Regions from separate parts of the Homo sapiens genome. Here regions 2, 3, 4, 5, 6 and 7 are each linked to region 1. Evidence: chromatin loops called from intact Hi-C (ENCODE). Cell type or tissue: heart right ventricle. All regions are shown on one strand.

The links. Peaks named below come from ENCODE experiments on the same cell type or tissue, not always from the same donor. Only the 100,000 strongest peaks of a DNase experiment are listed, where the experiment ranks them.
Region 2: a loop joins it to region 1, with 3 times the contacts of the local background. A loop is called at or near these places in 8 of 110 quality-filtered maps.
Region 3: a loop joins it to region 1, with 5 times the contacts of the local background. A loop is called at or near these places in 5 of 110 quality-filtered maps.
Region 4: a loop joins it to region 1, with 2.3 times the contacts of the local background. A loop is called at or near these places in 14 of 110 quality-filtered maps.
Region 5: a loop joins it to region 1, with 3 times the contacts of the local background. A loop is called at or near these places in 28 of 110 quality-filtered maps.
Region 6: it touches region 1 in a loop (4-fold over the local background); 28 of 110 quality-filtered maps call a loop at or near these places.
Region 7: it touches region 1 in a loop (3.0-fold over the local background); 11 of 110 quality-filtered maps call a loop at or near these places.

What each region holds. Positions count from the first base shown.
Region 1 is chr1:170,663,415-170,667,414 of GRCh38, reverse strand. It overlaps PRRX1 (paired related homeobox 1), which reads right to left and starts at 3,284. Exons shown (of 4, transcript NM_022716.4): 1 at 2,956-3,284. The coding sequence starts at 3,196. RefSeq lists enhancers at 1,791-2,651, 3,852-4,000. In heart right ventricle, a CTCF peak has its summit at 2,361 (motif pointing right); DNase peaks (open chromatin) are centred at 2,328, 2,574, 3,084, 3,581 and 2 weaker places; H3K4me3 peaks cover 3,643 bases; H3K27ac peaks cover 4,000 bases; H3K27me3 peaks cover 1,100 bases.
Region 2 is chr1:170,585,879-170,589,878 of GRCh38, reverse strand. No RefSeq gene overlaps it. Among named protein-coding and RNA genes, the nearest start is that of GORAB-AS1, 55 kb to the right of the region's middle. In heart right ventricle, no CTCF peak of the experiment used is centred here; no DNase peak of the experiment used is centred here; H3K4me3 peaks cover 444 bases; H3K27ac peaks cover 1,967 bases.
Region 3 is chr1:170,143,026-170,147,025 of GRCh38, reverse strand. It overlaps NTMT2 (N-terminal Xaa-Pro-Lys N-methyltransferase 2), which reads right to left and starts at 1,067. Exons shown (of 4, transcript NM_001136107.2): 1 at 765-1,067. The coding sequence starts at 918. RefSeq lists enhancers at 424-954, 955-1,486. In heart right ventricle, a CTCF peak has its summit at 1,819; a DNase peak (open chromatin) is centred at 1,105; H3K4me3 peaks cover 1,158 bases; H3K27ac peaks cover 2,212 bases.
Region 4 is chr1:170,008,469-170,012,468 of GRCh38, reverse strand. All of the region lies in intron 10 of KIFAP3 (kinesin associated protein 3), which reads left to right. Among named protein-coding and RNA genes, the nearest start is that of KIFAP3, 64 kb to the left of the region's middle. In heart right ventricle, a CTCF peak has its summit at 1,849 (motif pointing left); a DNase peak (open chromatin) is centred at 1,831.
Region 5 is chr1:170,880,382-170,884,381 of GRCh38, reverse strand. It overlaps LOC124904455 (a long non-coding RNA gene), which reads right to left and starts at 1,454. Exons shown (of 2, transcript XR_007066730.1): 1 at 1,178-1,454. In heart right ventricle, a CTCF peak has its summit at 2,267 (motif pointing right); no DNase peak of the experiment used is centred here; H3K4me3 peaks cover 664 bases.
Region 6 is chr1:170,764,262-170,768,261 of GRCh38, reverse strand. No RefSeq gene overlaps it. Among named protein-coding and RNA genes, the nearest start is that of PRRX1, 100 kb to the right of the region's middle. In heart right ventricle, a CTCF peak has its summit at 2,351; no DNase peak of the experiment used is centred here.
Region 7 is chr1:170,412,521-170,416,520 of GRCh38, reverse strand. No RefSeq gene overlaps it. Among named protein-coding and RNA genes, the nearest start is that of GORAB, 120 kb to the left of the region's middle. In heart right ventricle, no CTCF peak of the experiment used is centred here; no DNase peak of the experiment used is centred here; H3K27ac peaks cover 3,562 bases.

The sequences.
Region 1 (4,000 bases):
TTGAGAAAAGTGCTTATAAAAGCAACAAACTATTCGTTAGAACGCTACCCTCATCTCTCTAGGAAGCAAGGCCTGGAGTGTGTGTGTGTGTGTGTGTGTGTGTGCGCGCGCGCGCGCGTGTGTGTTTCTCGGCTACTTTCCTAGCTCCAGGTGCCTGTCACTTCGTCCCCATCACCTCACTCTGCCTTCTGCGGCCTCCTCCGGAAGCTGTCTCTTGATCATGCTTCCGCAGAGCATCCTCTTTCTGAGCCTCAGTTTCCTTTCTGGGTCTTCTCCCCACAAGGCCTCTCTAGTCATTGTAACTCTGAGATGAGCCCGAGTATCACGTGGGCGAGTTTCTAGAGTCTTCTCCCCTTCTCCCGGGACATACAGTCCCCAATTCCGCCCGGGATGCTGAGCTTGTCCTCGAGCGCTCCTGAGGACTCCACGTGCTCCACAGGGCCTCTGAGGCGCCAGGCTCAGGTCTCACAGAAGCCTGTCCCCAGTCCAGGGCAGCCTCCCAGCCACCGCGCGTCGCCTCCGAATCTGCTCGGGGGCGCTCCATAGCTAGCTTCCTCTGGCCAGCCCGGCTCCATACCCACTCTAAGGCCACGACGAATCCCGAGCTCCCTTCTTGGGAGTGGCGTCCACTCAGAGCCAAACAACCGGTACAATTTTCATCCCTCTTCCCCTGCAGTATCTGAGGGCCACCACGGCTGGCTTGTTCCCTAGGCTGGCCGAGGCCGCTGGCCTTGGCCCTGGTTTTCTCATCCTCCAGCCTCCTCATAGGGCAAAGCAGCATCTAGTCTCTCCTGCCCCACTCTGGTCTTCTAAGCAGAAGTTTCTTCGTGGTCCTGTTTTCTGTTGTGGGTCCAGCCTCTAGTATCCGAACAGTGGTAAATGTTGCAATTAATAAGTCGTCCTGGCAAAACAGAAACGACTGGACGTGCAGAATTGGTGAAGCTGGGGTCTACACCAAATGCTGTTCTCCCTACTTTTTTTTTTTTTTTTTTTTTTTGAGACGGAGTCTCACTCTGTCATCCAGACTGGAGTGCAGTGGCACTATCTGGGCTCACTGCAACCTCTGCTTCCCGGGTTTAAGCGATTCTCCTGCCTCAGCCTGCTGAGTAACCGGGATTACAGGCGCTCGGCACTACGCCCGGCTAATTTTTGTATTTTTAGGAGAGAGGGGTTTCACCACGTTGGTTAGGCTGGTCTCGAACTCCTGACCTCGTGATCTGCCCGCCTCGGCCTCCCAAAGTGCTAGGATTACAGGCGTGAGCCACCGCGCCTGGACTCTCCCTACATTTTTCGTTTTTCATTTTCCCTGGTAAAACGTTTAAAAACAATCATAGTATTTCTCAGTGCATTTTGTTAGAACTAAGAGTGCCTATGCAAACACTTAAGTAATGCTGCGGGTGCAGCCTCTCAAGCACCCAAACCCTAAAGAGAACGTCTCTGTCTCTGCGCCTAGCCCTTTATGCGGAACTTGAGGACACCTGGTTCTTCATTCCTCAGAGTTGGCCACCTTTCTCTGGTGTCCAGGCCAGACTTCCTCATTCAGTTCCTGTAGCAGTCTGCTAATGCATTGGGTGGATCGGCCCTAGGCCGCTTTTGGCTAAAAACACCCAGGGGCGCCCAGGCCGGAACTAAGGAAGCAGGGTGAAGACCAGGCGTCTTGAGCACACCAGAGGCTCTCTCTGCGGCTTGCTGTAGCGTGGCCCGCGGGGCCACCACTGTGCCCGGACCCTGTTTCCAATTGTTTCTATGTGCAGTTTGATTTGTATGTCTATTCTTTGAGAGTCTGAAATAGGCAACGTTTTGTGAAAATCATAGAATGCTGGAGGGCCCCCCGGTTCCACGATTTCCAAATTTGAAGACAAAAATGGTAACCAGCAACTACTGACATAGAAAGCAACCAGCCTCATTTGAGAACTTACAGCTAAGTTCAGACTCTTGCAACCTCGAGGAGAAGAGGGAGTATCTGTACATATCTGGCCACATGTCACCTGGGATGAACAGGGTGACCGGTCTGTTACAGACTTGGGGGCATGGGGATACAATTGCAGTCTCTTTTTAAGGCACTAGCGAAGCGAGATTTTCATGGGTCGCGAGGTTGGTCGGTGAGGATGGGGAAGGGAAACTGGACTTTTCTGGGCGTTTAAGAGCCAATAGGGAGAGCTCCTCTAAGGTGACACTGGCCTCCGCACTGAAGCTCGCGCCTCCCGGATGCAGCTCGCCTGTGCGGGATCATGCGGGGCTGGATTTCAGGTTTCACCCTTAAAGGACATTCCCTTTGCTTGGCCCGAGTTTTCCCAAGCCAGCCGGGCTTTTGACTCTGCCAGTCTCAAACCCATTTGCGGTAGAGGCAACAGCAGGGGGCAGAGAGCAGCTCCAGCGTCTGGGGCCGGGCGTTCTCTCGGGGCCTCCCGGTCGCGCCCGGCCTTACGGTGCCCGCGTGGAGAGTGCAGCCTGAGCAGCGCCAAGTCCTGCTCCCTGTGCCTGGTGCCCTCCCTCAAGCCGTCATACGCTGCCCGAGAGAAGCCCTTCCAACCCGACTCAGCATCTTTAACCTGCTGCTTTCCCAAACAGCGCTGGCTCTCTGAGTTTGCACCCCGCTAAGACCTTTTCCCAGCCCAGCCCCGCCGCCCCGCGTGCGGGATGAACCGAGCCGGTGCCTAGCCGAAGTAAAGAGAGTCCGCCGCGGACAGAGTCCCTGCCTGAGACCGCAGGGCCTCGGAGTGTCCCCGGACCTTGGAGCCTCTCTCCAGCGTCCTCCTTGGCTATGCCCTCGGCCGAGACCCGCTTTTCTCATCTGGTTTCCCCTGTGACTGGCCCTTCCTTTGAAGTCTGCCATCACCTCTCCTGGTCCCAGGACCTTGTCTTTCTGGCCGCGGACGGGCTCTAGCTGCCCTACACGGGTCCCCGCCCTCTGTCCCGGGCACACACCCCCGTGGGCATGCGCCCCTCACTCACTGTCCTGCTGCGGGGTGTCGCTGCCGCTGGTGAGTCCCGGCGACTCCAGCAGGCTCCGGCCAGCCTCGCCCACGTTCTCATCCGCCTGTGCCGCCACCATGTCCCCGGCTTCCTCCAGGTCTAGCAGGTGACTGACGGAGAAGTTCTTTTTCGCCTGCAGGGTGTCGAGGTTGCCCGGGCTGTCCAAGCGGCCGCCCAGCGCCGGTTGCCGCTCCAGAACGTGCCCGTAGCTGGAGGTCATGGTCTCCCCCACCGATCCCACCCACCCCCCTCTTCCCGCTCGAATCAACACCAAACGCTGTGGGCGCGAGGGGGGAGAGGAGCCGAGTGGGGAAGAAAGAGGGGGGTAGTGGAGAGAGAGAGAGAGAGAGGGAGGAAGAGGGAGGGAAGGAGAGGAAGGCCAAAAAAAAAAAATTGGAAAAGAGGGTGGGGGACCCCCTTCTGTAGAGCAGAGCGTTGTGCACCAGCCGCCTTCCGCAGCATTGGTTGATTTCCTGAGGCCAAGTCCGGCGCGGTCCAAAGAGATAATCCACAGTAAAATACAATATTAAAAAGTCACCCTATGTTCAAGTCAGGAGAAAAAAATCCCTTCCAACTCTCCAAAAGTGTCCACACGCACAGACTAAAAATAATAACAAGGGGGAGAGAGGAAAGCGGAGGCCAGCAGGGCGGGGGAGTTAGGCAAACAGAAGAAGAGAGAAGAAGGGGTGGGAGAGAAGAATCAAAGTGAATGGTTTTTTTAAAGGTTAAAAAAGTTATTCCCAGGCAAGAGTTCAAGCACCAACAGAAGAAGGCTTGTTCCAGCTTTAAAACATCTTCAAGAAAACGTGTTCCCCCCTCTCTGCACTCCTGTGGATTCTCAGGAGTGACTAAAGTTTCAGGAGGAGAGGGTGATGTCTTGCAGATGTATTAGAGAGCAGGATTCTCACTTTACTTTTTGTAAAGAGTAAAAAAAAAAATTAAGAATTAAAAAAAAAAGGCTTCAAGAGTCCGACGGAGGGTGCTGGTGGGTTCCCCCCTTTCCCCTTCTCTCTCTCCCCCTCTT
Region 2 (4,000 bases), 78 kb after region 1:
TCTTGGAAATGAATACCATTTATATATGTATAATCTAGAGGCAGTTGCCCTTAAAAACTGAGGAAATAGGAGGAGGAATTATTGCTGAAAAATGAATGACTGAGATGATAACAAGATAGGATGTGACAAATATGTCTCTACTGATCTGAGCTTTATGAATATGCTTATAGCCAGGAGAATTTCTGAGAATGCCGGTCTCATGGAAAAAGTCCGTAGTATATACTATGTGCCTCTTGAAAGCAGCTTTTCTCAAACAGTTTAAATATTTCCTTTTCCGTTTATTTTAGAAATCATTAAAATCCATTTTTAAAAAGTCAACTGTAATGTAGTTCTTCACTTTCAATGCATTCCCTCATTTCTCCATTTCCTAATTAATAAAAATCAAGGTAAGTCACTTGGCAAATATATCATGCTACCAAAACAAAAGATATTCTCATCATCTTGATTTTGGATCCATTAATTTAAGATTATGAATCACATATTTTTGGATCTGTATTTTTACTTAACTGTAAAAAGTTAAGAATATTTTAGAAACTAAAGCTAGAATTTTTTTTGCACATTGATTTACTGTATTTCAGCATCCACATGATCACTAAGATAACAGAGATTCAGAGCATTATGAACTTGAGCAGTTCCTTTAAAATATATTCTGCACATAACTAAAACCACAGCAATACAAGTAATAGAAGGAAAAATGGTTTGCTGATTTACAAAGAGAAATCATGTATTTGCCACTTTATTCTCATAGGCGCTATCTGGTTGAAGCTCCTCTGAGAATAAAACTGCAGAAATACATGATTTCTCTTTGTAAATATGTAAACTTGAAATATCTCATCAAATAACTGAAAATAGAGAAGGAAGTCTGGTCTAGCTGGATTTTTTTTGTCGGCGTTTAAGCATGTGTGTACATACGTGTGTGTTTATGTGTTTGTGTATAAGGACACATAGGTGACCATGGCACCGTGATTTAGCTGTAAGGTTTTTTTTATAATTTACTTCTCTTGGACCAGCTATTGTATACATGTATAACTTTTTTCTTCTTTTGGTGGAGAGAACATACATTTATCTAGTCATCGACTATAATTTCACAATGACAAATATCAGAATGAAAACTGAAACATCTAGCCAGCTATCTGGATTGTTTCCCTTTACAATGCCAAAAGCAAGGTGTTTGAAAATCATCGAGGCACAGGCCTCATGTTTTCAGTTTTTAATCCAGATGTTTGGAATCATGTAGATACAGCCACAAGCTCTGTTCCCTCTCTGCTGAGGGAGCCTGTCATCTGTAGACAAGGAGCATTTCAAAAGTCCTCAGTGGAGCAACTGCAGAAGTGATTGAAATGACATTCTCCAGGCTGCATAACTAAAGACAGGAAAGTTTGGACATTTTTCCTTACAGGTAGCCAAACCAAGTCATTCCAGTTCACATCTCTTTTCTTATATCTTGAGGTAATTTTCTCCCACATCAGTCTTTGCACTTGTGTGTGTTAATTTCTTTATTTTTGGTTCCTGAAACTAACATGCTATTTTTAAAAACTCTATACATAATTCTATAGAATTTTGATTTTGTTCATAAATCCCATGCACATCATCAGCAAATAGCCCTGTGTTTCACATCTCTGAAAATAATTTTCTGATACAGGAAAAGAATCTCTTCATTTTAAGTGTGACCTGAAGATAGAGTGAGCTTCCTGCTGCACGGGTAAGTTTTTCAAAAATACAGACTGTCCATGAACTTGAGCAGGTCTAGACAGGAAGAAATAGTTCAGTTTCTACTGTCCTATTAGACTACAGGGCTAATTCAAGTTTAACTAACTCTCAATTTGTTAGAGAAATTGACTTTGCCTTATTTTTCTTACATGCTAATTTGAAGCACACTTATGAGTATTTTCTGGTGTTAGTCATTCTGAAGTCTAATCACACATTAGTGAAAATAATAACACCACCTTAAATCCATTCAAGTTCCCCAAACAAGAAGGATGAGGACAAAGATGTACCCTGACAGTGTGTTTCACTTTATAGTACAGAATAATATTCATGATGCCCTTTAAAACTTACTCCATATATATACAAAGGTATAGATGCAAAATTGTTTGCTTAGATTTAGAAAAAGCAAGCATTTTTTTAGGGCTATATGTGGTTACATAGCTAGTGTGACTGTACTTTTCGTTTTTCCACAAGTCAAAACATACTGTGACAAGGCCAGTTAAAAAGAGTTCCAATAAAACATAACATAGTTCAGTAAATAAATGAATATAGAAACTTCTATTCTATGGGTGTCTAAAAACTAATTCTTAAAAAGTAACTCAAAGGATTCTTCTGAGGGAAGTCCTCCACACAACATGGCAGTGTTGAGTAAGTCTGTTCACAAAGAAGGTTTTGGGAAAGCTGCAGACTCTCACAGAGAAGTGGTCAAAGGCGGCATGCATTTCTATTCCCAAACATGTCTCGGTGCCACTCTTTGGAGCCTGGCTCCTTCTACGCTGTATACAGGTTTGATGGAGTCAGACAGCGTGGGCTCCAGAGACTCTATTTGCTCTGATCTTGGTAATTTTTGCAGAGTCACTATAGAGCCCAGAAGAAAGAACACCAAAAGAGAAGTTTTTTAAAAAGAAAAGAAAAGGAAAAGGAAAAAAAGAAGAAAAAAGAACAGGCACTCTCAGCTCCAACGGAAGCTATGCCAAGAAGCAACTAACCAAAAACAGACTGAACAGAGACGAGAAATGAGGAAAGAATAAAATGGTTTGGAGTCAGGCTGACAAATGCACGAGAGAAAAATTCACGTGGTTTCAGAGAAGTACTTGGCAACTATCTCAGAGATTCGTGTGTGTGTGTGTGTGTGTGTGTGTGTGTGTGTAGTTTTTTATTTTTTTTCTGGAAGAATATTTTGCAAATTCTTCTTACTGAAAAAGATGAGTTATTTTCCTTCTTTTAAATCATGAAGAAATCATCCCTATTCCCCCACTTCCCCCCTCCACCCCCGCAAAGTCTGCCTCCTCTAACAACGCAGTTTTCAGTTTTAAGATGTTTTATTGAGTTGAAACACTACATCATTTCCTATGGTCTCTAACCAAAAAGAATACTAAACCCCAAATGTGTCAGTCTATTGTTGTTCAACTCAGTTCCTAACACCCCCTTATAAGGAGATAGGGACCATTCTGCTTGTTTCATTCAGTCCATTTCAACAAAAGCAGAGCAGTTGTTTCAAAAGAAGGCGGAGCGCACTGCGGGCCAATTTTGATTCTGCATTACTTTGAGTAGTCTAAGCAGCCTCCAGGCTGAGGTCTGCAAGCATTTGGCTTATTAGATCTAATCCACTGATGGCTTGTGTGGTAATGAATGTCTGAAATGCTTGTCTATGATTAGGAATTGTTAATGCTGTCCTCATGGGCTCTGCTGAACTTTCCTGCTAGTAAGCAGGGGCTTAACACACTCAAATCATCCATGGAAGTTAGTGAGCTGGCGACACCCAGAGAGAAAACTTGCCATTGTGATGCTAATTTCCCTCTCACCTTTGACCAGGAGTGAGTAATTATATATAATTTGTAGAAACAGTTCTTCTGGAATGAATAAACACAAGGGAAACAGGGAAGTTTGCTTAAACTCATTGAATACCTTCAGGGTAAGAAATACAAAGGTAGTCTGAACTTAATTATTTCCCTCTGCCCTATCATCAAAGCACTGGCAGATTTTAACTGCTCTGAAAGTTAAGGCAACAGTGTGAACATTCTTATTTAGACCCCTTCCTGCAACTCTACAGAAACTAGATTTGATGAAGCAAAGATGCTCGGAACAGTTGCCAGAGACTTTTGTTTTCTTCTGTGATAGATGTGTTGTAAAGGCATTGATACTGTTTAATCATGACAGTAATGACTATACAAAAGGGTAGCATTCAAGCATCTATTTTCTGTGCTTCTCCCTTGACACTCCACTCCTCCTCCTGCCTCCATGTGTCAACCTTAACCAAGTTGTGTTAGGATAGACACACCTGGAAAGTTGA
Region 3 (4,000 bases), 520 kb after region 1:
GGGGGAAAATACAAATCAAAGGGAGAAGGGTATTTTACTCTTTAATGGTAAGTTATTTCCTCTTCAGTGCTGTTTAGGGTGCCCTGAAGTAACTGCTTTCACAGAGGCTGAAAAAAGTAGAGTAGGCAAAACAGATAAGCTTTTTATTGCTCTATTGTCCAATTCTCTGAAAACTAGAGGAGATAACAAAAATGGAGACAGACCACTGACTTCTTAATATTCAAAAACCAAGCTAAAATCTCCTTTTTTTAGGCTCTCTGACTATTCTTGTGATTCAAGAAGACCGCAGAGGATTGTAAGTGTGTACACAAGCACAGACACAGAAACATACATACATAACCCAAGCACATTTTGATCTATCATTATTTAGTCTTTCTTTTTAACTCTTACTCAATGTATTAATGCATTAATACTCTCATCTTTGAATTATCAAATTTGCCCAATTACAATTTTTTGTAAATATTAAACATGTCTGAGTTTCTACAAGCCTGATACTCATGCAACAGACACCCAGAGAAGCAAATCACAGTGCCTGAGGGTGCATGGAAATCCCAAAATAAAGTCCTGACTCTATTTTAGGCACTTAATCTTTGTATTCTCCATAAAGAATTCCACTGAAACATTTCAGCCCAGTGACATTGGTTGTGGAGTTTTTTTTGTCTGAAAAGTGTCCTTGTTTTAAATTCTCTTCTAGAAGCCCCATGACCTCATGCAATCCCATCAGTCATTTCTTGTTTCTTATCTAGTAGCTCTGACTCACTTACCCAGGGGAATTTTTTCCAGCAGGTAGAGATAGCTCTGAAAGAAGTCATTGCGAATGGCTTTGTGAAGGATAAAAGACATGCTATGTCTACAGAGTTCATCGTCGGTCTTCTGCCAGCGGGATCTAAAGGCAAAATGGGCTCCCCGGTGGGCCATGACAAAGGGGGATAATAATGATTCCTACAGAGAAAGGAAGCTTGCCTTGCTGTTTCTTTGAATTAGCCTTCTCTTTCTAAATGAACTTGAGACTGTCATTTTAAACCAGTCCCCTCTCCATCTATATCAGGACAGGCTGTCATGGGTGTGGGGAGGAGGGGCAGCACACAGTGGGAGGGGAGGGCAGGCTCTTGGCACGTCCCTCCGTCTGATTGCTTGGGTGACACCACTCCAAGCCAGCAGGTGCTAAGTAAGGATGAAAACTGGCTGAGAGAGATCCTGCTTCATCCAGGAAAAAGCACGCCTCTCTCCTTTAGCCACCACTTCAAACAGGCAAGAGCACAGCCTGCTAACACCCTGAATATTTGCCTTAATTTGATTTCTAAATTGGAATAGCCTAATTTCCATTTCAAAGAGTTGTGAATATTTTGCAAGAGATCTTGTTCCCTGATTTCCATCACTCCTCGTAGAACACTGAATCCTCAAATTACAAGGACCCTTCAAAGTCATCTTAGCCACTCATGCTCCTTTCATCAGTACAATTTCTCCCAAATAATTTCATAGAAATGTGTATGTGTTTCCTATTTTGAAGGATCTTCAAGAGAAGCAATTATTTGAAAGCTTGTTTTGACGTTAAATATCCTTCTCTGTCAGCAAACTCTTCCATCTAGCTTGCTGTAAACAACAACTATTCATGTAAGCCTGTTTCTTCCTCTCTGCCTACTCTGAATATAATTTTCCTCTTAAGTACATTTGTTTTCTGTACCGGGTATCTTCTGATTGTCCCTCCGGATACACTCTCCACTCTTCATACATTACTATGTGTTCCCCAGGAGGCTGACCTACATCAGTGGACTCCATTGCCCTCTAGCTTCTAGTTGGCTTTAGCCAATGGATAGTGCCAGGAGGAGACAGGAGGAAAGTGAGGTCAAGGTATTTATTCCCTTGGCACCTTCTCTGTGGAAATGCCATGAGCTGACCATATCCTTTAACAAAAGGTCATACGTCTGACCAGGGTCTTCTCATACAAATATCCTCTCCTGGTTCTGTTCATTTCTCCTTCACCTGACTGCTTGAGGCCCAGGGGGAGTGATGTATCAGGTGACAAGCCCAATTCCTTGTAATTTTCCTATACTTGCCCACATATTTGTAAATAGTCCCTTTATTAAACCAGTTCGAATTCCCAATTTGTGAATTCCATCTGTTCCCTACAGGGACCATGACTACTGTTTTCCTCCCCTTATGTTCCTAACAGGAAAATGTGTAAGATCTCAATACACTATTGGCCCTATGCCATGTGCACCCACAGACCCCCTGCCTGTACATATACACATGCTAATATACACAAATGCACACATTATGGTAGGCAACTTCTAATGTGACCCCTGTCTTAGTTCAGGCTGCTCTAACGTATTACCAAAGACTATGTGGCTTAAACAACAAACATTTATTTCTCACAGTTCTGGAAGCTGTGAAGTCAAAGATCAAGGTGCTGGCAGATCCCATGTCTAGTGAGGGCCCTCTGTCTGGTTTGCAGATTGCCCTCTTCTCATTGTGTGCTCACATGGCAGAGAGTTAAATCAAGCTCTTGTGTCTTTTCTTATAAGGGCACTTATCCCCTTCATAAGGGCTCCACCCTCATGACCTAATTATCTCCCAAAGGCCCCCATCTCCAAATCCCAACACATTAGGGCTCAGAATTTCAACATAAAAATTTTGATGGAACACAAACATTCAGTCCACAGCAGTCCATAAGAATCCCCATCTTCTTTCTTCCTGGTATTCACCTCTTCCTGTAATCCTCTTTTTTTGAGTATAGGCTGGACTTAAGGACTCACCGCTGAAGAATAAAATATGGTGAAAGTGATGAGATGTCACTTTTAAGAAGAGGTTATTAAAAGATTGTCTTAGGTGTCTTCTTTCTCTCACTTGCTTGTTTGCCATGTGGGAAGACTGCTGCCTATTGTGAGTGGCCATGTGGAGAGGCCTGCATGTCAAGGAGCTGAAGTCCTAGGTCAAACAGCCCAGAAGACACTGAAATCCACTAACAACAGTGTAAGTGAGCTTGGAAGCGAATCCTTCCCCAATTAACGGTTTGGCTGCAACTTGATGGGAGACCCTAAGTCAGTTATGTCATACCCAGGTTACTAATCCACAGAAATGTGTTTATTATTTTAAGCAACTAAGTTTGGGGATTATTTGTTACAATGCCACAAGATACAATGAATTCATACATTGTCCATGAATTTTTTTTTTTTTTTTTTGAGACAGGGTCACGCTCTGTCACCCAGGCTGGAGTGCAGGGGTGTGATCATGGCTCACTGCAGCCTCAATCTCCCAAGTCTCAAGCAATCCTCCCACCTGATTCTCCAGAGTAGCTAGGACTATGGGCATGCATCAGCACATCTGGATTTTTTTTTAATTTTTTTTTTTATCTGTAGAGACGGGGTCTCGTTATGTTGCCCAGGCTTGTCTCAAACCCCTAGCCTCAAGCAATCTTCCCGTCTAAGTCTTCCAAAGTGCTGAGATTATAGGCATGAGCCAGTAAGCCCAGCCAGAATTTTTTGAAGATAAACAATGTAGCCATAATCTTTTTTTAAGTTTTATTTGTGTGTCAATCTTTTACTGAGAGAGGAAGTAAGGATTCCAATTATTTGACTCTGATTTATTTTCCCTCATCTTCTTGTGCTTCTGTTTTGCCATTTTCTCCCTCTCCAGGTAAAGGGACAGCCATTCAATTTTGGTGGAATTGTCCCCATCCTTGGCTTCAGTAATTGCCCAAACTGCAGTTCAAGTTATCCATTTTGCCCCTCCCACAGTTTGTGGTACACAGATGGGTATATCATCCACGCCTGAGCTGGTCAGTACATAATGTTACCCTGGTTCCAGTTTTCCTTTTTGAGTGGGCACATTATCTAAGTCTGTTATTGTTAATGCCAGCTTGAGTTGAGTTTTCTGTACTAGCAACATGGAGTTTTGTCTAATACAAATACCATCCTGAATCATTTTTACTCAATGAATTCTCATGAAGATGAAGATAGAGTAGATGACATCAAACAGACCAAAGAAACTTCTGGTGTGA
Region 4 (4,000 bases), 650 kb after region 1:
GAAGCAGTATAGTGTAGTGGTTAAAAGCATGGGATTTGGAGCCAGAGTCCCTAGGTTCAAAGGCTATAATGTGTGTAGCTGTTATTGTTCTTACTATCATTTATTAAAGTTTGCAAGTCTGAAGATAATTTATTATACAGGGCCATAAATATTATTACCATGCCCAAGGATTTCTCCTTGCTAAATGGCCCCAGAACGCCATGTATTTTTCATTTTTATATACAATTTTTCTGTTTTTCCCCTGGCCTTGGCTGTCACTTCACATTTCTTCTGTACCAGCAGCATTTCTATAGCAGCAATTTTTCTTTTCTATAATAATCTATTTCTATTCTCTTGTGGTCTTGGAAACTGACAACTGAACTTATTTGAATTGTATATTTTTTAAAAAATGAATTACAAATGAGTTCCCCAAGGGTTCTATTCCTAGTAATGTTCTTGAGTTTTATTGTGTGGACCTTGTAACATTTCTTTTGACTCTGAAGAAACTGATTTTGCTTAATTGTATCTCTCTGCTGTGTTCAAAGAAATTGCATTTAGTGTATAATTGATTTCATGATATTACTAGAATGGTCATTTTTACATTTGTTAATATATATGTTACATGTGTAGACAATTAAATCATTAACTCCTAACACAGTAAGCTAAACTTCTCAATTGAGTAATTCAGTGATACATTTAACATATGTGGTCTTTGGCTACAATGCTTATACAAAAGATATAGTAAGGAAACTGTGTTATAAAGGACATGAATTTGAAAAGGACAAGAAAAATTTATTTAGAGCACTGACTTTCACACTTGTTTTACCTCAATCCGTAGTAAGATATATTTTTCCTAAGGTTAAAAAGTATATTATTTTAAATATGTATTTTACAGTGTAGCCCAACCCTCACATGTGTATGTAATGTGTATATGTTTATATACATGTATATTCACATGTCAATATATGTCTATATATTACATATTATATTTGATATATATTTAAACATTTGTTTAATATATGTAATTAAACAAAAATGTTCACAAAACAGTATTTACCTTTTCTATTTGCAATGGACACTTTGTATTTTACTGTATTCCCTTTTTTATGCTAGTTATTAGCTACTCATTGATTTGATCTTCCTGGTTGGTTTGATGAAAGATAGTGAACTAGAGGAGGTGGTTAGACTTGTTTTCCTTCAAACCTTCAGAAATATCACTGTTTCTGATGGATTTTTTTAAGTTTTATTTTTAGTTGATTTTTAATGTGTTAAATAGTAGACAATCTAAATTATTTTAGATTATTTTTTGGCAAATAACTGGAGTGATTTACATGGAATTAAAATTTAAAGAAATTCAATGGCAGAAACCTTCTGTAAATCAAATATTTAAAGTATTTGGGGTACATTTTCTTCACTGTGGAGAAAAGAATTTAAAAGTATGCAGTAGACATGAATGGTCAGTTTGCTTTTTTCTTCAGAAATAAACTCACTGTTTGATATATGTTCAAGTTGACAGTTGACTGAATTAAAGAATTACCTATTTCATATATAGAAATTACTTATTTTTTAAGAGGTGTAGAAGCCTCTCTGTGGAGCTAATGCACATGGTAGAACTTAGCATAAGTGATTTTTATGCTGTTTCAACTAGAAATGCTATCAGCTTTTAAGCAGGTTTTCTTTATTATAATTTGGGGACCCCCACAACAGAAAAATCTTTTTTATATTTAATGATAGATTATTTTCACTAGAGTACAATGAGTTGTGAATCTTTCATGCTCTAATAAATCTATGCAATATGAACAGTTAATCTGCTTCTCAGTTTCCTGAAACATTTAACTAGTACATTGCGACCCCTGCTGTTGTGAGATTGGTGTTAATGACTGAATAACTTCACTCAAAGTTTACTTGGAAAACAAACTGAAAAAAATATATAAAATTAAGGTTCTGTGATTTGAATAATTAAAGGCAAAGGAGAAATTGTGTTATAGCTCAGCCCTTTTTCCATGGAAGGCTCTAAGGGAAACTGTAATTCAATAGAACCAAAAATTATTTTAATATTGTTTTGTCACATAAAGCATTTCATTTAAGAATTTTGATTTTAGCTTTTTCTATTAACACCAGAGACACAAAAAGGGATTTGTAAAGAATATTATAAATAATTATTTTAAATTTTCTATCTCATGCTGAAATTGTTTGAGTAGTTTTGATCTTTCCCTAAGAGTGCAGAAAATCTAAAATTTTAATTGGTTCCATGGAAAACCTTATATATGAATATTCCTTTGTTTTCCTTCTCTTAAATATTGCCAAATTTATTCGTTTCTTATTTTTTAATGTTATTTTCCTGAGATTTCATAAGGATACTAAATTTATTTCTGCTTAGTTCAGTATCAGTTATAAATCATTTCAGTTCTATCATTCCTATACTTTGACAGATAGTTTCTTATGTCTGGTAACTTAATGCTACCATCTGGGAGATCTATCATAGCCATTGGCTTCAGCAAATGTGATTATCTGCAAATTGAATTGGACTTACAAAACTTGGCTTTACTTAATTGTTAGATGCAGTCTTTTTGGGGATTTTTATAGTGTTACGTTTTTAAAAGTGTTTAAAGATTTTTTTGGCTTATCCAAGAATCAGATCTTCAAAAAAATTTTTTTCCTTGTCAAAACTTATTAAGCCATTTGACATTGATATGTCTCAAGGGTGCTTCCTTACGTCAGACTATCCTGGGTTGGAAGATGGCAAGGAAATTCCTTGTCATAGTGTATTCTTCAGTACCCTAGAATATGTACTGATAGTGTTTCAAAAGTAACTTGAAAAGTTAAATTTTCCTAGCTTTTTGTCTGATGCATCATGCATATATTTTGTTGCACCTCTCATTTGCTTTGGTTTAGAGATTTCATAAGCTGAGGATTGTTTGATATGCTTGAGGATGGTTTTAGCACAAGAGCAAGCATAAAATACGCAATTGAAATGTGTTCTTTGGAAGGGCCTTCATTCTTGGATAAAAGTTAAACATCACATAGTGACAGATGGCAGTGTTTTACAGAGTGCATACATAATAATAATAATAATAAAAGTGGCATTTCACTGGTGAACTCTTTTGGACAATTCTGAATTTTTGAGTTTATTCACACTTTTTTTTCTGTTGTGTGTGATATTATTGTACATTTTAAATTAAGTAATGTTCCAAATTTTTATGTCAGCTTTTAAAATATTAACTAAAGTTTTTTTAATTATAGTGTAAGTTCTGGGATACATATGCAGAATGTGCAGGTTTGTTACATAGGTATACATGTGCCATGGTGGTTTGCTGCACCCATCAACCCATCATCTACATTAGGTATTTCTCCTAATGCTATTCCTGCCCCTTCCCCCCACCACCCGACAGGTCCTGGTGTGTGATGTCCATGTGTTCTCAGTGTTCACCTCCCACTTATGAGTGAGAACATGCGGTGTTTGATTTTCTGTTCCTGTGTTAGTTTGCTGAGAATGATGGTTTCCAGCTTCATCCATGTCCCTGCAAAGGACATGATCTCATCCTTTTTTATGGCTGCATAGTATTCCATGTTGTATATGCACCACATTTTCTTTATCCAGTCTATCATTGATGGGCATTTGGGTTGGTTCCATGTCTTTGCTATTGTGAATGGTGCTGCAGTAAACATATGTGTGCATGTGTCTTTATACTAGCATGATTTATAATCCTTTGGGTATACCCAGTAATGGGATTGCTGGTTCAAATGCTATTTCTGGTTCTGGATCTTTGAGGAATCGCCACACTGTCTTCCACAATGGTTGAACTAATTTACACTTCCACCAACAGTGTAAAAGCGTTCCTATTTCTCCACATCCTCTCCAGCATCTGTTGTTTCCTGACTTTTTAATGATCATCATTCTAACTGGCATAAGATGATATCTCATTGTGGTTTTGATTTGCATTTCTCTAATGACCAGTGATGATGAGCTTTTTTTCATATGTTTGTTGGCTGCATAAATGTCTTCTTTTGAGAAGTGTCT
Region 5 (4,000 bases), 220 kb before region 1:
TGTAGTATATCACATCATCTTAAATACTCTAGAGAAAAATACAGCAGAGTGAGTATGACAAATCCACTCAAGTGTGAAAAGTGTTCAGGGAAGGTCTCTGAGCAGAGCCCAGAAGGAAAGGAAGGGAATGAGCCACATAAATGTTCTAAGGGAAGAACCTTATTGGCACAGAGAATAATAACTATAAATGTCCTTAAGCAAGTGTGCTTGATATATAGTTGAGGAACAGCTAAGCATGGAAGTTAAGGCACAAAGAAAATGAGGTCAGAGGTGATTGAGGGCCAGATCACATAGGACCTTATAAGCTCCAGCAAGGACGGACTTTTCTCTGAGTGAATGGTGAACCATTGGAGGTCATGGAGCAGAGGAGTGACTTAGTCTGACTTGTGTTTTAATAAAATTGCTCTGTTTACTATATACAAAGCCTCTATGTGGACAAAGGTAGAAAAAGAAAACTGAGTCAATGCTTTAATTTCCAGTCTTGGAAATGATAAAGAATATTAATAACAGAGAGATAAAGGAGACATCTGAAAAGTACCATTGTATTGTTGTTGCTGCTGCTTTCAGAGTTGAGAAAACAGGGGAAAATATGTTATTAAATAGGGAAATGGCTAACATTTGGAAATACATTTCTAAACCGTATATATTATAGACACACACATATATATTGACTTCATATACAACACATAACTAAAAAACCCTTGTCCTCTAGCTTTTCCAAAGCTAATGTTTTCTAATTTTAGGTTTTTTAAGGCTTTCCTTCTTATTTTTACTTTTATTAGCTCATTATTTTATATATTTTATGGGAACCCTGTATATTAGTCAGGATGTGCTAGGTTATGCTGCAGCAACAAACAAACCTCACAATCTTGATGGCATACCACAATAAAGGTGTATATCCAATGTGAATCAGTAAACAGACTCTGATCATCTTGGTTACCTAGAGACCAGATTAAGAGACACTCCATTTCAACATTTGGATTCACAATTGCTGAGGTAGGGAAAAGATACATAACAAATTCTATACTGGCTTTTAGATCTTCTGCTCAGAAGTAATGCACACTGTTTTCCTTCACATGTCATTGGTATAAGTCATACAATCATGTCTAACTTCAAATGAGGCAGGAAAATGCAATTGTGTCATGTACCTAGAAGAATAAGAGGTGGAAAAACAAACCTGAATAGTCCTACTGACTCCCACAGTCTGGCTTTTTGTTTCTGATTGGATCTCAGCTATTTCTTGCCCTCATCTTTCCAGTTTGAGTGTCCTCCTGCCAGTCTTCCCTGTTTATCTCAGTTGGAATTTTTATGACCTATAAATTCCCAAATCACTCATGCCACTCATATGACATTGGACATTTCCTTATATTGTAGTTTTTGTACATACACTTAACTGGCATCTGATATTCTGAATGCCCAGCTATCTTTTTCTTTACTCTAGTAGGGTGATCCTTATTGTCAGGAAATTGATCCAAAGAAGTCCTAGAGAAAATATCTCTGCCAAGCAAGATATTTGACCAGCAAGCAATTCCAGATATTCTCTGCTGTCTGAAGCCCAGCAAATTTAACGTCATCATTTGCTTGCTAGCAATGGAAAAGCAATACCATTGAGTGTTTCATCTTTAGACTGAGGCATTGGTAAGTCTCAGGGTACCACCTTGAGCAATACTGATAGACTTCCAACTCTGAGGACACTCTGTCTTAAACAAAAATTGTTTATGTTTTCCGGGTCAGGGACTAATATCCATATGTCATCTCACTATCAGAATATCATCTTTGATTTTTCTTTCTTTATTACATTTCAGAGATTTATGACTATGTAGTACTGACAAGAAGAAGTACAAAACTGCTGCAGCCCCCACAAACAGGGCCCCATCTTTGCTAAGTTGTTAAAACAATTATCTGCTTTATTAAAAGTAATGTCTCATTTTAGTTAAGTGACAGGTGTTACAGATTGCTATTTTTGCTTTCAGCAGCCCCATAAAAGGAGTGTGAAAGAACAATAGAGCAAATGCCAGGATAGATCATGTAATCCTTGGAAGGATTTGGGAGGAAAAAAGTTAGGTTTTAAAATAGAGACTTGTCCATATGCTATGACTAGAAATATGTCTTTTCATTTGCTTTACTACTTAGGAAACTTTTTGCAAGTGATTTTTTCATTTTTCTCTCCTTCTCATACTGCAACCCAATACTTTGCCTCCTAGAGGAGGCATAAACAAATATTTTTCCAATACACAAAAATCATAACAGACTTGCATATTCTACCCAACAGGTGGCATTGCTGTTTTACAAATGGCTCTAGAACGAACACTGCAGCTAAGCCGTCAACGTTGGGTTTGGTTTTTGTTGTCTTTGTTTTCTTTTTAATCCCATCTATTTTTCGTAGAAGAGGGCAGATAGGAGAAGTACAAATATTCTTTTGAGAAGCCCTTTGGCTTTAAGAAGACATATATGGCTAATGAGTCATTTGGGAACATTAGTTCTGTAAGAAACATCTAACTTTTCCTTTTTGATCTCTCTGGATGAGTTGAGAAAGAATGGTTTGTTTTCTCTATTTCTGTCAGTGACCAATTCATACCAGTTGAATTTACAAATTAATTCACTAAATCATTTATGCATTTAGACAGTGGCAGTTGCAGAGTCTGGCTTTCATACTTACTGTACAAGGCTAGAAACATCAGGAGCTACAGAAGAAAAATAAGACCCTATCTTCTCCAAAATTTTTACCCTAATTGAGATAAAACATATATCTACTCCACTACCAATAATCCAGGCAACATGCTCTCATTTGGGGGCACTCATGGTTAAAAATGAAAGCTAATAGTCAGTGAGAAGGTACTGTATGCTAGACACTCTTCCAAGGCTTTATTTGATTCTCACTGCAATCCTATGGAGTAGGTACTATAATTATCCTCATTTTATCATTGAGAAATTTAAGACCTGAGGCCGAGTCATGGCAGAACTGAGATTTAAATCCAGACAGTGTGACTCCAGGTATAATAACAGCTGATACTTACTAAGTATTCATCATAAGCCAAGCAAGTGTTTATGTCCTTTGTACACATTAGGTTAATTAATTTTCATGCTAACATTTTAAACTAGGTATTAACCATTATCATTACATTATTTTCTTATAAGGGTTTAATTGCCTTTCCTAAAAAATATAAATGCATTTATCTCTCAATTCCTTAAAAATAAACTGAGATTTGTGTAAACATATATTGATTAACATCAGACAATGAAATTCCAGAACTCTAGTAATTTACTAAGTGTCATAAAAGTGTGCATTTTTTCCATAAGATACATCAGTTACATTTCAACAAGCATTTTAGTAGAAGTTTAAAAATATTTACTTATAATACTTTATTGCTTCCTCTTTGGAAAAAAAACTATATTTTCGGCTGTGAGAAGAGTTGCCAAATGACTAATTAGCGTCTCTGAAAGTTTGTCCATTTTGTTTCATCAATGTACCACAAAGCCTTTAAAATAGGAAAACATTTATTTAAAGTAAGAAATTACAGGTGCATGCACACACACACACACACACACACACACACAGCCCCCACTCAACTGATTAAAAAATAACAAATATTTTTCTATTCATAAAAAGACAAACAAAAAACATATAAACTTCAATAATTTATACCATTTCTTTGGTTGAAAGCAACCACAGAACGTTTTAGTTAAAAAAAAAATTCCTGAGGAAGGTGGGGTTGAGGAAGAACAGCAAAAAAAGTAAGAGAGAAATTTCGGCATGCTTTGATTTCTAACCATGATATAGATTAGCAAGAACATGAAAATATAATAATCTTATTTAGAATTTTACCGAACCACTTTGACAGCTTATTTCATGAACTTTCAAGTATTTTTCGTCATTGTTGAGGAATGGGATATTCTGGTTAATACTTGCCATGGGTTCTTATTAACTCAATAGAGCCGAGTTTCAGGATTCCTAATTAGACATCTGGCTGCTTTACATGGAAGCTGAAAAGATTTTATT
Region 6 (4,000 bases), 100 kb before region 1:
ATCATTGTTTAATTACCTTTGGGACAGAGCCATGTTGTTTGTGTGATTTCCACTCCACTGTAAACTCCTCTAATGCAATGCCTCACTAAACCTTCATGAAAACTCACCTTCAATCTCTGGCTCTAGCTTCCTTCTGTTTTACTCAAAAACTGGTCAAAAGAGCCTAGCAGGAAACAGAAACCACATTACCCATCTGAGAAAAGGAAATACAAAATAATATTGCGAAGAGTTTTCAGATATTGACACACGGGATAATAAAGTGAGGAGGTAAGATAATTAAAGCAAATGATGTCCAAAGTGCCCCTAACAGGAGGGGAGTTAAGGGAAGAAGTTTTCCTAGATCAGAATTTCTCAGCCTCAACAGGATTGACACTTGGGGTCGAATAATTTTCTGTTTTGTGGGGCTGTCTATGCACTGAAAGATACCTAGTAGCACCCCTGACCTCTCCCCACCAGAGGCCAGTAGCTGTCCCCTAGTTTTGACAATCAAAAATGTCTCCAGGCATTGCCAAATGTTTCCTGGGGGGCAAAATTGTTCCCAGTTAAGACTGTCCTGAACGAAGTTGGAAGAAAGGTGAATTATCACTGAAACATAATTTGGGAGAGGCTAAAGAAGTATCTATACACAATTGTCTTTGTTGCCATTCTGGAACTTTATTTTTTGGAAATGAGCACAATGTAATAATGGTATACATTCCCTGAGCAACACAGCTCTTGGCTACTTTTCACTGTACCACATGCATCCTACCAGGATATTTACTTGGAATCATCTTCCTTACATTGGTCTAATTCACCTTTCAGATTCTACTCAAAGATTTCTCTACATCAATATCACTCTCTCATCAATTCCACAGATAGCAATCAAATGCCTACTCCTTGTCTCCCGAACGTAGTCATTCCATTCCAGGTTTTCCAAAAAAAGTTTTATACTAGTTCTCTTGGAACTCACCTGACTACTTTAAAATTATTTTGCATAGGTCTTCCTTCAACAGTAGACTGTGGAGTCTTCCAGAGCAGGATTTGTTTCTACTTAATTTTATGCCTTTGATAATAGTACTAAGAGCAATAATTCCTAATATGAGTACAAAAATTCACAATTTCCAAAGACCTCTCATAGAGTCTGTCTCATTTTATTCTCACAATGTTGCAAAGTACATGTATTTAGAAGTTAAAGTCCGGAGAGTTTTAGGGGGACTCAGTTAATATTATAAAATTAATCAACTGTGGCTCTGGATCTAGAACATAGAACTTTTACTCCTTCCAATGTTAAAAAATAAGATAATAATATTATAAAATCCATGAATTTTGGCGATAAGAAAGTCACTGGGAGATCTTCAAGAGTGTGTTTAGTTCCTGTATCGTGATGGGTAATAAACAAGCTTTGCAAGTTTGTAATGTTTTCACAGTGAAGAAATGTGAGGAGAACCTGTGCAAGAAACATGTGAATTTTGACAGTAAAATGGAGAAAGAAAAGATTATGTTAGTGAATTTGTGGGCTGAGGGAATACTTACAAGTCACAAAGCTATGGGCATATTGTTACATATAGTAGGAGATATTAGAGACAGGCTAGGAAAATTATAAAAGCGTAATCCAATGAGTGTCTTCCTGAAAAGATGGTAAAAGAGAAGATTAAAAGAAAGAACAAAGGCGGTATAAAAAGATCATTTTATTTTAATCCTTATTTTTCATTGAGTCTTTTTAAAAGATCCACAGTTTTCAAAATGAAAAACACGAGCAGATGTTTTTCAGTTGCATCTTATATTTAAATATTCAACAATAAATAATAATTTATCTGCTATGTACTAGGCACTATTCACCCATGAACTTACCTTCCTTGCAATGACCCTTTGAAGAAGTCATAATTTTTAACCATTTGCAGATTAGGAAAATGAGTATAAAAAGTAAGTAATTTTCTTACGGTCATATAGTTAACTCTGGAAGAGTGAGTGCAGAAACACCTCCATTGCGGGAACACCGGCTCTTTCCACATAGCCTGCCTTTCAGACATGAAACACACAACTCCGTCCTCAAGAAAGTTACTACCTTTTGGATGAGAAAGACAAGTAATCTCGTTGATTACCGTGCAACACAGAGTGCTGTGTTGTGTGGGGCTGCCTGTGCATCGTAAGATGTCTATCTGCCTGGGGGACCATCAGAGAAGGCTCCATAAAATATGACCATTTAAAATACTTCTTTGAAACATTTTTTAAAATCCCTAATATTCACCAAATGTTCCACTTTTAACCGTGCGTGTTTTCGTGAAATTCACATAATGTCTTGAAGAAAGGCCCTGCAGGGGAGAAAACAGGTTTTAGACATTTTATACTCAGTGCAGTTCTTTCCAGAGCCACCATGTGGTATTGTTGTGCAATTAAAACAACTCCTTTTTAACATTCTGGCCTTTCTCTTGACTAGTTCTCATCTAAGGAATATCTTTTCTGAATTTACTCTGTCAATTCTATAATGGGTGCTTATATTTTCCCCTTTAAGTGGGGCTTTTTAAATGTCTACTTTCTTAAATTTCTCCAGGAGCTGTGGGAAACGGTTGGCCAGATATATTTGTTCAGAAAAAAGCCACTAGGGCACATTTGCCCGTGTCATTGTTTCCAGAAAGAGGGACAATTCCATATTTGTTGGCTAGCTACCTTTCATCACAACCCCACATGGGATAGCAACACTTGGCCCCATAGGCCCCCATCAGGACAGAATCCCTTGCCCACACCACCCTGAGCCACATCTTTGATGCTCTCCAGCTCTTCCATCATGAGAGCCACATAAAAACACATGAAAAATTAGGTCTCACTTTATAACACCCTAAGGGAGCACTCTCTCTGGGAGAGGGCAGTGCAATAGAAGGAGCACATTGACTCTTGGAATTTGCATGAGTCCTGGAATCTCCTTGGAGACCTCTGGAAAGTTTCAGGCCTCAAATTTTCTATCAGTGCTTAAAAGATTATCTTTGTTTTCTGTCCATCACAAGTATCATCATTACTGCTTATTAGCTTTTATTTATTTTTTACTATTTTGTTGTTACATCTGGACCCCCCAAGGACAATTCCTTAGACTCCATCTAAGATTGTATTAGAAGAGAGGCAATACCTCAAATCAAATGTCAAATAACAATAATCCACAATATCTTTGTATTACTTGGGAGTTTTCGAGCACTTTCTCATACATTATTTTATTTAGCCTCACAGCAAATCCATAAGGCAGGTATTGAGGATTACAAATCAGGAAACCAAGTGTCTGAGAAGCGAAATAATTTTCCTCAAATCAACAAATGAGAGAGGCAAGGTAGAAATCAGACTTCTGATTCTCAGTGTACTGTGTTTCCACTGTACCTCAGCTACTTAAGCTAAGTGGCAGAGTGTGACAACAAACTGCACACCCAATAAACAGAGTTTGGGATAAAGGGCAAGGGCATAAGCATGAGTGAGAAATGAGGGAACCAGAACTTCCATGATGAGTGAGATTTTAATCATCAAAATGTAGTACATGCTTTGAACTCTCTTTAGGCAAATTCTTATAAAATAGCATAGTAGGCAGCCAGAAAGTTGATTCCACAGCTTTAAAAAAAAAAAAAAAAAAAAAACCCTTTCATCAGCAAATGTTTGTCATGATGTCTTTCATTTGAAAATGTGCTTTGCACATGTGAATGCTTAATACATGCTAGTTGATAATGACAATGAGGACTGATGGACTGAAATCACCTTTGGCACTAAACTTGTCAGCTTTCACATGAGTAGCATACGACGAAGAATGGTGTGTCCCATTAACAGCTCACTAAGCATTTGGGTCTGTAATAGTAACTTTTTGAACCCACTGTGGCACGAGTGCAGGGCTGATAACATAAGGCCGTATATACACAACGCCAATCATTCCGATGAAAACTGAAAAATTCAGTCAATCATCTGGAGATTTATCCACATGATACCAAACATCTGGATGGACTGTTTCCAGTTCCCACTAGGACAATGTCATGTAGATGCTTACATCTAC
Region 7 (4,000 bases), 250 kb after region 1:
TAACAGAAGCTTATTTGTAAATGAAAATGTAAAAGAAAATTCCAGATTAAAGAAGAGAGAATTCGAATCAATATGGTGTGCACAATGCTCAGTGTTTTTATGCAGGTTCTTTCTATCCTTGCTTAACATTTTGATGTTTATTGGTTCCCACATATTAAGTTCCCATTAGGTTAAGTGAATCCTGCAGGAGCTGTATTGGTTCTGAACTCCGGGCTTCACTTTTGCCTTGACCATAATTGAGGTTTTTGTCATTCTCTAGGCTGAGTGGTTAGTGGTTAGTAGTCAGTGCAGTCTCTAGCCAGGCCTATTATATTTCCTTTTTCTAAAGAAACGTTTTCCCCGCACCATACCAACATAAAAGGCCTCCCAACAATCCAGACCAACCTTTGTCTTAATGGAGTCTGAAGTTCACTCCCCTGTTTATGATGTGTAACAACTGAAGTGGGAGATATAAAGTTTGCAGCTATTATGTAATCAAAAACATTTGTGTTTTCCCAAAAAGGAAGGAGGAGGCAAGAAGGGGATGGGGAGATGGGGAGGGGCGGGGGATAGGAAAAGGAAAACCCCCAGATTTAGAAGCTCAGAGCCTGTGCTGTGAGCAGGAAGTTGAAACTCATCCAGCTGTCACATAAAAACAAAAGAAAAATACTTTATGTATTCAATCATTATTAAGGCTCTGCATGTCTATTTCCCATGTTATTTGCCAGCAAGTATATATTGGTTTTCAAATGCTAGCATTTTAAGAGCAGTAAAAATATTTGCTTTTAAGTTAAAAATTGCTTCATTTCTGAAGGCCATAAAAACAAAAATTCATGTGGTAAAAGAGAAAAAAAAATATGTTACTCTCACCCTCAGCTTCAAGCATTCTTTACTGAAACCAAAGAGCCCTCTATTGCTAACTTGGAAGGGCACTTTCTAGATGGAGAGTTGCTGTAGGCTGAGCCAGCAGTGCACCAGTCCCAAAAATGTTTTTTAGGAATAAAGTACCCAGTTTCCAGTGATGTTGTAGAGGTGGACAGGACTTAAAGGCTAGCAGATGATCGCCCTTTGGGCTGCCAGCACATGCTTCTTCTATAGAGAGGAGGTCTCTTTAAGCCAAACTGAAAGACGGGAAATTTGGGGAAGTAAAAGTTTTTTTGGGCATCTTTCTCTTTTAGCTTCTCTGTATGAATAGGGAAACCACAATTGGAATTGAATTATTAAATTTATGAATCTTAGCATTGTGAAGTGTTAGAACTAGAAAATACTGAAGAAAGCAAAGGCCTAACTCTGTATTTTGCAGTTGAGAAAATTGGAGCACAGAGAAATGCTGTGACTTTGCCAAGGTCATGAGTCTATTCAGCATCTGGGCCAAGCTTCAAACTCACTCACATAGTTGTCTGAAAATAAACATTGAATGAAAGTATTCTGATTGTGATTTACTCATTTTCCCTCTTTGGTCGTCTAATAAGTGTTTTTGTGCTGTCCTCTAAAACCTTATAGAAAGATTATTTTACTACTTCTGGAGGAGAAAACTCACATATCACTATTTAGTCTATTTACTTCATTTCTATAAAAGACCATCTTGAGAATGTGTTTTATACACTCCAGGTCCACATAAACATAAAATTTGATCCCTTATGAATAGAAATGTTTGTAGTGGATTCTTAAAAGGCAACAGTGTTCTGATGCAGCTTTCCCACAGGAAAGAGTTCCCGAATTCCCAAATTCCTGTTGATGATGCCAATTTCTCTTGAAATTAAGACTTTGTTTATTTCACCCTCACTGTCATTCTTGCCCATTCACCATACCTCCAGTTTAAGTTCAGCCTCTTTTTTTTTTTTTTTGAGATGGAGTCTCGCTCTGTCGCCCACGCTGGAGTGCAGTGGCACAATCTCGGCTCACTGCAACTTCCGCCTCCCGGGTTCAAGCGATTCTCCTGCCTCAGCCTCCTGAGTAGCTAGGATTACAAGCGCACACCACTATGCCCAGCTAATTTTTTAATTTTTATTTTTATTAGAGATGGGGTTTCACCATGTTGGCCAGGCTGGTCTCAAACTCCTGACCTTGTGATCTGCCCACCTTGGCCTCCCAAAGTGCTGGGATTACAGGCGTGAGTGAGCCACTGCACCCGGCCAAATTCAGCCTCTCTTTAGATACTTCTGTCTTAGCTCCTTACTCAACACCTTTTTGGCTTCAGTTCAAAATTGCTCTCCGAGAGGACTAAATAACCTTGATGCTCATTGTCACCTCTTTACTGCCCTTAGTCATTGATTGGCATGTTTTTGTCTATCCAGGTCCTGGTGCAAAGTGCCCTGCTAAGTTCTCCTGAGCTTAACATCTTCTTTCTATTAATACATCCTAAATTCTTGACACTTTTATCTTCTCTCTTACTTTCTATATTTATTACGTTTGAAATAAATACACACAAAATAATACATCAATCAACTTCATCCCTGTAACTCTTGCATATATGCATGTGTGTAGTTTTAACAAATGATAATACAAACACTTGTGTGTACACCATCAAGTTTAAGAAATAGAATACTGTTGATGTTGTTGAAGCCATTATAGGCTCCTCCTGATTGCACCTGCCTCCCTTCCAAATATTTATTATTCCATTGCTTTTCTTTATAATTTTACTATTTATGCATATGCCCCTAAGAGATGTTTAGTTTTGCTTTTGTTGAGGTTTAAAAACATGGCACCATATATATATATATATAGCTTTTTGTGACTTGCTTTTCCTGCTTACTATTTTGTTAAATTATTGCTTATCAATACATGTTACTTAATTAGTTTTCATTGCAGTAAGGAATTCCATTATATGACTATTTCACAACTTATTCATACTTTCTACTTTTGACTGATAGATATTTGGGTATTCTCAGTTATTTGTTTTTACAGAAATTGCTGTTATGAACATGTTTATTCATGTCTCCTGGCTTATTCATTAAATATTTTCTCCAGAGTATAAAAGAATAAATTTATTTTTACATTATAGGCTATAAGTATTTTCAACATTATACCTCAACATTATTAGGTAATGTAAAACTGTTTCCTGAAGTCACTGTACCATTTATATTCCCATTACTCCACAATCTCTCCAAAACTTGGATTTATCCAACTGTTTTTTGTTTTTGTTTTTTGCTAATTTGGGTGTGTGAAATTTTATCTCATTCATAATATTAATATGCATTTCCCTAGTTATTAATGCAGTTGAACATTTTTACATTCAGACAGGCCATTCCTGTTTCCTCTTTTAATATATGAACATGCATATTCATGCATTTTGCCTACTTCTAAGAAATTGAATGGTCTGTCTTTCTGTTGTTTATTTATATGAGTTCTTTTTATATTCTAGATTCTAGGCTTTTTGTTCATAATGTATTGTAAATATTGTCTATGAATTTGTGACTTTTTTACTTTTTTGGGGTTTCCTTTTGATGTTCAAAAGTTCCTAATTTTAATATAGTCAAATTTCTTTACTTTTCTTCATAATTAGCATTTTAAAAATTTTGTTTAAGAAATCCTTCTCTGCCTTGGGTTCACGAATTATTCTGCTAGTTCTTTCTAAAACTGTAAAATTTTTCTCTAGAGCTATATGGATTTTGTATGACTGTGTAGTATGAGATATAATCTTCTTTTTCTTATGAATAGGCAAATGGACCACTACTATTTATTGAACAGTCTAATCTTTCCTCACTAATCTGTAACAAAAGCTCTGTTATATATCAGGTTTCCATATTTGGCTGAGTTTATTTGGGGCTCTGTATTTCATTCCACTGGGCTATGTGTTTATATCTGTACCAATAGCATATTTACTTATTAGATTAATTTTATATTAAGGAAAGATTTCTGGTGTGGTGAGTCCTTTCAATATAATTCTTTAAGAATATCTTGGCTACAACAAGCTTCACAAAATGAGTTGGGCAGTTTTCCTCTTTTTCTCTTATTTGAAAAAGTTTTGTGTAAGATTGAAATTACCTGTTTCTTAAATATTTGATCTAATTTATCTGAA